4 separate regions of the Homo sapiens genome follow, and all the other regions are linked to region 1. The links are chromatin loops, found by intact Hi-C in ENCODE. Cell type or tissue: Caco-2. All regions are shown on one strand. Region 1 overlaps DNAJC24 (DnaJ heat shock protein family (Hsp40) member C24). Region 2 overlaps DCDC1 (doublecortin domain containing 1). Region 3 overlaps DCDC1 (doublecortin domain containing 1). Region 4 overlaps DCDC1 (doublecortin domain containing 1).

Region 1 (2,500 bases):
ACAGGTCTGGTTGATGAACTCCCTCAGCTTGTATTTGTCTGGAAAAGTCTTTATTTCTCCTTCATATTTGAAGGATATTTTTTGCTGGATATACTATTCTAGAATAAGATTTTTTTCCTTCAGCACTTTAAATATGTCATGCTACTCTTTCCTGGCCTGTAAGGTTTCCACTGGGAAGGCTGGTGCCAGACACATTAGAGCTCCTTTGCATGCTATTTGATTCTTTTCTCTTGCTGCTTTTAGGATCCTCTCTTTGTCCTTGACCTTTGGGAATCTGATTATTAAATATCTTGAGGTAGTCTTATTTCGGTTAAATCTGCTTGGTGTTCTATAACCTTCTTGTACTTGAATATTGATATCTTCCTCTAGGTTTGAGAAGTTCTCTGTTATTAACCATCTGAATAAACTTTCTACGCCTCTCTCTCTCTACCTCCACTTTAAGTTTAATAACTCTTAGATTTGCCCTACTGAGGCTATTTTCTAGGTCTTGTAGGCATGCTTCCTTCTTTTTTTATTTTTTTTTCTTTTGTCCCTTGTGACTGTATTTTCAAGGAGCCTGTCTTCAAGCTCACTAATTCTTTATTCTGCTTGATCAATTCTGCTGTTAAGATATGCTGATGAATTCTTCAGGATATGAATTCCATTTGTCAGCTCCAAAATATCTGCTTGATTCATTTTAATTATTTCCATCTTTCTGTTAAATTTATTTGATAGGATTTTGAAAGGCTTCTCTGCGTTATCTTAAATTTCACTCAAAACACCTATTTTGAATTCTCTATTTGTAAGGTCACATATCTCTATCTCTTTGGCATTGGCCACTGTTGCCTTATTTAGTTTGTTTGGTGAGGTCGTGTTTTCCTGGATGGTCTTGATGCTTGTGGATGTTCACTGGTGCCTGGGCATTGAAGAATTAGGAATTTATTGCAGTCTTTGTAGTCTGTGCTTGTTTATGCCTGTCCTTCTTGGGAAGGCATTCCAAGTATTCAGAGAGACTTGTGTGTTGTAATCTAAGTCTTTGGTCACTGCTCGTATATCTTCATTAGAGGGCATCCCAAGCCCAGTAATGCTGTGGCTCTTACAGACTTGTAGAGTTACTGCCTTGGTGATCTTGGGTAAGATCTGGGAGAATTCCCTGGATTACTAGCCAGGCTCTTGTACTCTTCCCTTATTTTCCCCCAAATACAGTCTCTCTCTCTCTGTGCTAAGCTGCCTGGAGCTGGGGAAGGGGTAACACAAGCACCTCTGTGGCCATCACCACTGGGACTGTGGTGGCTCAGACTTGAAGCCACCACCGCACTGGTTCTTGCCCAAAGGCCCACAGTGACCACTACCTGGCTACCTACCTATGTTCACTCAAGGTCGCAGTGCTCTATAATTAGCAGGTGTTGAATTCAGCCAGGCTTCTGTCCTTCCCTTCAGGACAGTAAGATCCCCCTGGCCCTGGGCAAACCCAGAGATGCTATCTGGGACCAGGGCCCGGAGTTGGAATCGTAGGAGTCTATCTGGTGCTCTATTGTACTGTAGCTGAGCTGGCACCCAAGCCACAAGACAATGTCTTTCCCACTTTTTCCTCTCTTTTCCTCATGCAGAAGGAGTCTCTCCCCTATGGTCACCACCATCCCAGGCCTGCAGCAAGTACTGCCTGGCTACCACTGATGTTCACTCAAAGCCTACAGACTCTTCAGTCAGCTTGGGGTGAATGCTGCCAGCCCGGGGTCTCTCCCTTCAGGGCAGTGGGCTCCTCCTGGCCCAGGGAAGGTCCAGTGATGTTGTTCAGGAGCCACAGTCTGGAGCTGGGGATGCCAGGAACCCACTTAGTGCTCTACCCCACTGTAGCGAAGCTGGTATCCAAGGTACAAAACAAAGTCCCTTTACTTGTCTCTCTCCTTTCCTCTGCAGGAGTCTCTCTCCATGGCCACCATAGCTGAAAATGTGGTGGGTCACATCTGAAGCCAGCACAGCCCTGCGTCTTACCCAAGGCCCACAGCAAGTACTGCCTGGGTACCAGTGATGTTCAAGGCCCAACATCTCTTTAGTCAGCTGGTGATGAATCCTGCTAGAACTGGATCCTTCCCTTCAAGGCAGAAGGTTCCCCTCTGGCTCATGGTGTGTCTAGAAATGTAGTCTAGGAGCTACAGCCTAGAATGGGGGGCCTCAGGACTCTGCCTGATACCCTATTCTACTGTGGCTGAGCTGGCATCCAAGTTGCCAGACATAGTTGCCTTTACTCTCTACTATCTTCATCTCAAGCAGAAGGAAGGAATCTCTCCCAGAGTTGTAAGCTGCATTGCCTAGGGTTGGGGGAGGGTTGATGCAAGTACTCCCTGGGCCACCCTAGCTGGTATCTCATCAGGTCACGTGGACCCCAAGTCAACTGGCTCTGAGCCCAGCATAACACGTGTCCAGGAATTACAACCCTTGTGGCCTAGACTGCCTTTCAAGTTTACTTATGACCCCAGAGAACTTTAGCTCATGGTGGCAGGGTTTGCTGGAATTGGAA
Region 2 (2,500 bases), 150 kb after region 1:
ACTATTCAGGTGTGCTCACAAAGCTTATGAGTCTTGCATGGGGGGTGTCTCAATATAAATACATCCTTCATGGTGGCCACTAGTAACGCAGGAATTGCCTCTCTAAGACTTAACCCAGGTCAGTTATAAATAATAGATGTTAAGAGTTAGCTCTGGTATTGGGGCTGTGTTCCAGGCAGTGTATTTCGGTTGGGTTGGGTCAAAAGAATTTTTTTCCCTTCTTTTCTTGCATAGTTCCTCTGCTTGAAAAATGCCTGCAAAATTCCATCACACCTTTGCGAGGACTACTTTGGGTCTCTAAGGGAGAAGGTTTCAGCCCCTCAGGAGCTAAGATGTACATCCAAGGAGTTCTTTTGGCCCTGTACCAACGATTAAAGTCTGCAAAAAAATATTATAAACAGGTGAGTCATCCCTCTTTAAAAATTTCTTTATTATATGTTTTAAAAATATACTTGGTTGTATAGAGGCAATGATTGGCTTTGTGTCATAAAAGAACTGTGACATGTATTTTGTGAGCTCAGTGCCTGTTAGGGAGCCAAAAATGCTGTTTCTGTAATCTCAAAGCCAACAATAATGGAGCTAATTGTATCTGTCTTTTGGTATAAGATGTCATATGTCTCATCTTTTCTTGCAGCGCATACTGGGCAAAGTGAAGGCAGCTTCTTACATGGAAATTCTATAGACAATTACTTTAAATAAGAGAATAAATAGCTCCTAAGTCATTTGAAGGTTGAAATGTTTAGCATTCTATTTTTTTCCAGCATAAAATCAGATTTATGGGGGCTAGAATACAACAAATCACATTCTGAAAAATGAAATCGTGAATCAACTTCATGTCAAGAGTAGCTTACTTCATTTATCCTTATTTAACTTGTCTGTTTCAGGAGTCAAAAGTATAGAAACAGAGTTAGTTTATTTGAATCAGGTTAAACCGGATTTTGTCCTTTAATTCCTGTGTATTTATTTCATGTTTGTATGTGTGTGGGTAAAGGCTGGTATTTTTATAATCATGTATAGGGACTTTTGATTTATCTTAAAGTAGGATTCACATTTGTAAAGCAGAATAACTGATGCCATTTATAACATAAAAATGGAATTGCCACATTTAAAAAATCCTCTTTGTACTTGGTTTTAAGAATCGAAGCACATGTTTTTACCAAGCTAAATGAGGACTAGGTTTTATATTTTGAACTGGGAGGTTCCAGTTTAGAACTGGGCTCATTATCCGAGACCACAGACTGCTGAAAAATGAATATTTTGAAAGCATCATGCTATATTATTCTCTGCTTGCAGAGAGGAAGGGGAGGTGGGAATGGGCTATCAGTCTTAGTGTTCACACAGCACCTCCTGCTGTCGAGTTTGGAAAAGAACAACTTGTATTGACTTTGGAATAAAGTGTTGTACTAAGGTATCCAGAACTAGCAAAAAACATCTTCCCAAGAAAACTTCGCAAAATGTGTTTGGTTTGTCTCGTTATATTCAGCAAATCCAGAAACAGGATTATAATTATCATAGATAAGACTATTCATAATAATACAATGAAAGAAAGAAAAATCCAAACGAATGTTCTTTATTAAGCCATTATATATAGAAACTAGTATAAAATATTTTATTGCATTTAGATTAAATTATTGTAGTTGAAATATTATTTAAGTTTTAAGATATCATGATATTATAAAATGGATCATGATTAATTGCATTACAATAATTTTTTGGAATTAATGTGGTTTGATTCCACTTATTGAAATTTAAAATTATTTAATGTTAGAAGAAATAATGAGACAATTCTCCAATTCAGGAAAAGCACTGTTTAAATAAAATCTAAAGACAAGCTTAAACATTTTCTAAGTTTTATTTCAAGTAAGGATGTTAGAAATAAGAAACATCCCAGAAATAATGGCATGTTTTTCTTCCACTGTCTTAAACATGTAAAATTTAAAGAAGTATAAATTGCTATACTAGATTTAAAAGAGCTCTGTGCATTGTAAGAAAAAAATACTTTCAGAATTACTTACTGCTTTCATTAAAAAATTCTTTATGACTCAAAATTGATGAAAAATATATTTTATTAAATATTAAATTATGAACAAAATTTAACATTTTAGTGTCTCTGTGATTGTCTGTTTGGGCAGTCTGTAAAGATTTCAACATTATATGAAATTTAAGAATATTTTGAAACCTATGCTCTTTGCCATTTCTCCTAAAGCTTTTTTCTTCCACTAAGTTGTAATAATTCATAGCTTTACATTCAGCAGTTTTAATATGATACTTAAGTTTTATTTGGAAATATAAAAATGAAGAAAAATAAGCAGAAGTTTGCTCATTATGTATTTTTATGTAAATTTCTGTTGCTTTAGATGTGCTCTATTTTATGTATGCTTGAGGTTTTCTTCTTTTGTAGTGTTATATTAAGACTTAATTTAAAATTATTTGAATGTTTAGAGAAGTCCCTGTAGTCATACCCTTAACAGACCATCAGTGCTTAGGTGTTAAGCCTGAC
Region 3 (2,500 bases), 280 kb after region 1:
GAAATATTTGCTCAGTCAAGAGTTTACAGCCAATCGTGAGACACCTGAGATGCATGGAAGACCTGTGACTTTCCCTTCTTTCCTCTAAGCCTCAGCATTTAGCACTTCTCAATATACCCTCAATGGGGATTAATAGAGGAGCAAAAAAGAAAAGAAAAGAAAGGACCCTGAACTGCAGTTAGGCCAGAAAAGACCACAGCTATATCTACATCCCTGCAGGGATTACAGGATAACAAGAAACCGAGAGACACAAGAACTGACAAGGGAGAGATGAAAAGGAACCCCGTGACAGAAGGCTGGGGGAAGAGTGATGGATAGGGTGGAGTGCAGAGCAAGGAAGAGCAAAGGCTGAAACACTTAAACAAAGGTGACAGAGGATAATGAAAAATGTCTTTTCAAATACCATATGCAGCACAGTTCTGTTAGATTTACTTTATATTTGAAATATGCCCTAAATTAGAAATATCTTGATAATTTAGAGACTCTAAATGCAAGATAGAAGCAAACACTGATAATGCTATTATCTTAAATATTAAATGACAGCTTTTCATACTTCACACTTCCATGATGTCTTTCTTACAACTTAAAAACATTCATTATTGAAGATGTCCACAAGCTATTTCAGGGTTCATAATTAAAATGCTTCTAGGGAGAGATCTTTGTAAGTGAACCAACTTAGGCTAAAAGTCATTTTAATTTTGGCAGTTGTCCTACTACTGGTTACCTGAGATTTGCTGGGGACAGGGAGATTGGTGATTGTGAAACTTGAACGTGGTCTGGAAGGCCCCTAACAAAATGTGTAGCTCAGACAAGAAAAGCGTAACCCTTATCAAAGAGGACCGTTACCATGTGTAGAAGCTAAATGCTCTTTCTGTAAGACTGTCACATCTGCTTTCAGTCCCCGTGCCAAAGGGTCAGAGCTCAATCACAAGCCTGTGGCCCCCCCTGCTGGTTAAAAGCCCATGCTCATTTTGTTACTTTACACTGAGCTAAACATTGCCGTCATTTCACACTTCTTTTAACATTCTATATGAATTTAATTATCATTTGTTTGGACTTCATTTGTTACAGAGTAGAGACAGTTTATTACAGATGTTCCCATTTTAGGTTATTTATTCTCCTCTATCCCCTCTGCCCCTCTAACCCCCAACCAGTTACTTCTCAAGATTCATCAAAGGCTTCAAGGTTCTTCCATCAACCCACCAGGCCTCAATTATTCTTCAATGCGGCTTTTTGATGAGAATGGCCAAGAAATTAAGAATCCACTTTCGCTGAAGAATGAGCAAAAAATTTGGGTCTCTTATGGTAGAGCATACAGGTAGGAGCAAGGGGTTTGTTTTCTGTCCTCAATCTTTCCAGGGGAGAGCTAATTTGAAAGCGGATTTGAGAAGTCAAGTAGCACCCTTCATGAAACATTTTTTATTTTGAATTCCAATAAAATTTTAGAGGTGTTTTTGCAAGGCAGTATTGTTGGTGGAATATGACATCTCCTTCTCTCTCTCTATCTCTGTCTGTGACTTTCTGTCTTAATGCCTTGTCATAGTTCTTGAAGTCTGCCTGTCAGCACAGCAAGAGGGATTTGTTCATGTCTGAGTAGTCACCTTAATGATAGCAGATGGAAACGCCACGGGGGGCCCAAGCCCATCACACTGTCATTGTCGCACACTGCCCTGACCTGCTTCCACTCCTCTATTTTTTTTGTCCCTTTTTAAAGGAGAAATGGATGGTAATTGAAAAGGATCTTAAGCAAGATTTATGAAGCTGTAGACAACATGATTCCCCACTATCTCTCTATGTTTTCACAAATAAAGTCTTAACCTTTTAAGCACCAATGACAGGACAGCTAAAGATAAATTGGTAAAGCTTGTAAGCCCTATCCTATCAAAGTTATATTCCTCAAAAGCACCTTACATTATCCCACAATAATTACTGGTTATTGCTGAGCATTGTGTAAATTTTTGTAGATTGGTAAATTCCTGCATAAAATTATCTGTGTTTCTGAAGAAAGAAAAAGGCTGCAGTATATAGGCACTGATGAGCTGGGCTGTTGTTTTCAATATCTAGGAAATTTATGCATATTTTGACAGAACACATCCAGATGAACTCTGAAACTGCTTGTCAGGAAACTTAAACACACTTCTCTATTTTTAATTTTTTTAGCTTATTATCTGTAGAACAGAATAAGGGAAAATAATTTTTCATATAGAGTATAACTGATCATATATTAACTATAATGAAAATAGCATAAATAAACCTAAATCTTAGCAAAGCAAGGGCTATTGGATTTGCTATATATTCAAATAGTTAAAATTTCGAATACTGAAACAAATGTACTCAGAAATCCATCAAGGTTTTGGAAGATGTTGCTAGAATAAGTTGTGGATCACATGTTACAAAATTTTATTTCATCTGTCCCAGATGAAATATTAAAATGCTTGATGATTTCTTAGGCTGTGTAATTTAGAGAATTAAAAAATCTCTAAGGAATGGTAAGTTTTTG
Region 4 (2,500 bases), 150 kb after region 1:
ATTTGATTACTTAAAGCAAAATAAATAAACCAAAGTATTCTCCAATATTTCTTAAATTCTTGGGGTATTTTCTAAACTTTGGTAGTGTATTGAAAAACACTGCAATTTCTATTTATGTCTGAAGTTGTGGGAAAATGTTTTATTTCTGTAATTTTAATTTTGAAATGTGTATTTGAGCTATTTGTAGTAAATCATTACTTAATAAAGTTTGTTGAGGTTTATATAATTTTTGGCCCGAGTGATTTAAATTTAAATTTTTTTGCATGTATGTAGTCTCTTTTGTTTATTAATTTAAGCAAGTTAACTTTTTTGGATGCTGTTATATATGTTATATGTAAAAGTTCTATATTTGGCATATTGTGTTTAGCAATCTCAGGTACTGAATTTCTATTTCAAAAATTAGGTTTTACTTTTTAAATTGTAACAATATTGCAGATTTATTTTGTGGGCATATTATTTGATGAGGAAATAACCATCTAGCTTGAGTATATATTGTTTTTGCAGTTTAAAATTGAAATGTATTTTGTTAACATACTAAAACTAAGCTCTACCAAAGCACTTAGATTTTGTTTAAAAAATTGTGTAAGTTAATGTTGGCTCACTTTATCCACACTTTCAATAAGTTTGGTAATTAGGTATCAAACAATAGTATAATATAATTCTATCCAGAATTGATTCATCTCAAAATATGCTTGAATTACATTTATTATTGACAAAATTTGTTTATTGCATAAAGTATTTTAAAAGGAATCTTAGTATTTTAATTTTTCAAAAAAGAAGTGCTTGAAGTTTGTCTTTTCAGATCCTGTGTCAATTAAAATAATTTATTGGTTCTACATCATTGAATGAATAACTATCTCTATTTCATTTTCTGTATATACTTTAAAAATTGAGCTGTTTCTTTGACTTAGCCTTTCTGTGACAACACTTAAAATATTTCAGTTTTTAACAAACTTCCTAATTATCCTTTGAAACCTTGGAACAAAATCTATAATATATAAACATAATATACTATTAAAAACATGAAAATAGTGTGATAGTCATTTCGAGATGAAAACTACTTCTGAAGGTTCTGGTAAGTAATTTTTTTTAGAATATTAGGTTGTTTGTAGATTTGAGTGATTGTTGATTTTTTTTTTCCTGAAACCAAGCTGCATTCTAGTTACTTGAAGTATTTTAAGAACCTTAAACTTGTGTCTCTTTCTAAGTGTCATGCTTTGAGCAGGCCTAACATCAGTTAAATGAAGTGAAAATTGCATTCTTGTCTTGATAGAGATGAAAATGGATTTCTGGTCATGAAATAGATGTAGTTGTCACTTTTTAAAAAAGGTGTCAGCAGTTTGCTTCAGTGAGTAAGGTGCCAATTCAGTATGGCAGTAAACTTGTGATCTGAGCAATCAATAAAATGCTTCAATAACTTCTGCTTCATTACACTTATAATAAGAGGCTATAGATCCATGGCACATAAAATGTTGATAAAGAGGATATGTGGAGATCGACTGTGACAATTTTCTCAAAAGTACAGTAAGTGCAATATTGCCATCTAGAGTTTGTGCATAGGTAATTATTACAGAGAGGGGGGAAGTGACAGTGGAATAAAATAAGAAGTGATATTGAAATAGTGTTTATTTTCCATCATTTATCCATGACATATTTATCTTCATGGAACATTTCATTTGACTTGTCATAAAGCTGTTTAGGTCAGGAGAAAATTTTCAAATCTGTGTTTTTCTCTAATTCTCTTAGAATTATACTACCAAGTGTCAAATATGTATCTCTAGCTCAAAATTGAACTTTTTATCATGAAAACTATTTATTAAATAATTCACTTTGGAAAAAAATAGAGGTTTTTCTTTTTTACATGGTAATTCAGTTCTGTAAAACCAGAGAGCTTTATTGACATCTCAGCTGGGTGTCTTTCAATTAGAAAAATTATCTGTATTAATGTTAAACCTTCTCCAAAGAATAAGGGCCAACTTACGTTTCAAATGGTATTTTAAAATAAATATTTTTAACTTAAAAACTGCATCTCATAAAGGAAAGATAGACTTTTCTGCTTATGCAATTCTGAACATTTTGATGAAAAGTGAATTCCATTTGGGGATCATCTAGGAATATGTCTCCATCTTTATCAACATATTAAAAATATTAGTTATCACCTTACTTTTCTTGATTAATTAAAAATTATTTAAATTGTTTCATTTTATAATACTTTTTGAATGAACTAATATGGAAATATTTAAAAATCATTTATCCTCTGTACTTGTGACTGAATAGAAAATTTTATAAAAATCCCAATTTAAGTGTTTTAATTATAATACAGATAAAGTAAACTTAATATGGATACAGATTGACTTAACAAGGAAAGTTGTGTTTTTTTTTTCTACTCAACTCTCCCTTTACAGAATATGGACCATTTTTCTAAGTTTATAGAGGTAGGCACTTTAAGTTTCCCTGAGATGAATAATTTGGCATTAATATATTATTAATGCATTTTTTC

The links. Hi-C counts contacts between places; a loop is a spot of excess contacts. Peaks named below come from ENCODE experiments on the same cell type or tissue, not always from the same donor. Only the 100,000 strongest peaks of a DNase experiment are listed, where the experiment ranks them.
Region 2: a loop joins it to region 1, with 19 times the contacts of the local background. A loop is called at or near these places in 10 of 110 quality-filtered maps.
Region 3: it touches region 1 in a loop (13-fold over the local background); 3 of 110 quality-filtered maps call a loop at or near these places.
Region 4: it touches region 1 in a loop (9-fold over the local background); 10 of 110 quality-filtered maps call a loop at or near these places.

What each region holds. Positions count from the first base shown.
Region 1 is chr11:31,386,099-31,388,598 of GRCh38, reverse strand. The region is part of intron 2 of DNAJC24 (DnaJ heat shock protein family (Hsp40) member C24); the gene reads right to left. Among named protein-coding and RNA genes, the nearest start is that of DNAJC24, 17 kb to the right of the region's middle. In Caco-2, no CTCF peak of the experiment used is centred here; a DNase peak (open chromatin) is centred at 938.
Region 2 is chr11:31,239,351-31,241,850 of GRCh38, reverse strand. It overlaps DCDC1 (doublecortin domain containing 1), which reads left to right. Exons shown (of 39, transcript NM_001387274.1): 9 at 235-401. Among named protein-coding and RNA genes, the nearest start is that of DCDC1, 130 kb to the left of the region's middle. In Caco-2, a CTCF peak has its summit at 1,342 (motif pointing left); a DNase peak (open chromatin) is centred at 1,350.
Region 3 is chr11:31,105,615-31,108,114 of GRCh38, reverse strand. DCDC1 (doublecortin domain containing 1) reads left to right here. Exons shown (of 39, transcript NM_001387274.1): 13 at 1,155-1,318. Among named protein-coding and RNA genes, the nearest start is that of DCDC1, 260 kb to the left of the region's middle. RefSeq lists a silencer at 846-1,025. In Caco-2, a CTCF peak has its summit at 950 (motif pointing left); a DNase peak (open chromatin) is centred at 934.
Region 4 is chr11:31,235,287-31,237,786 of GRCh38, reverse strand. All of the region lies in intron 9 of DCDC1 (doublecortin domain containing 1), which reads left to right. Among named protein-coding and RNA genes, the nearest start is that of DCDC1, 130 kb to the left of the region's middle. In Caco-2, no CTCF peak of the experiment used is centred here; no DNase peak of the experiment used is centred here.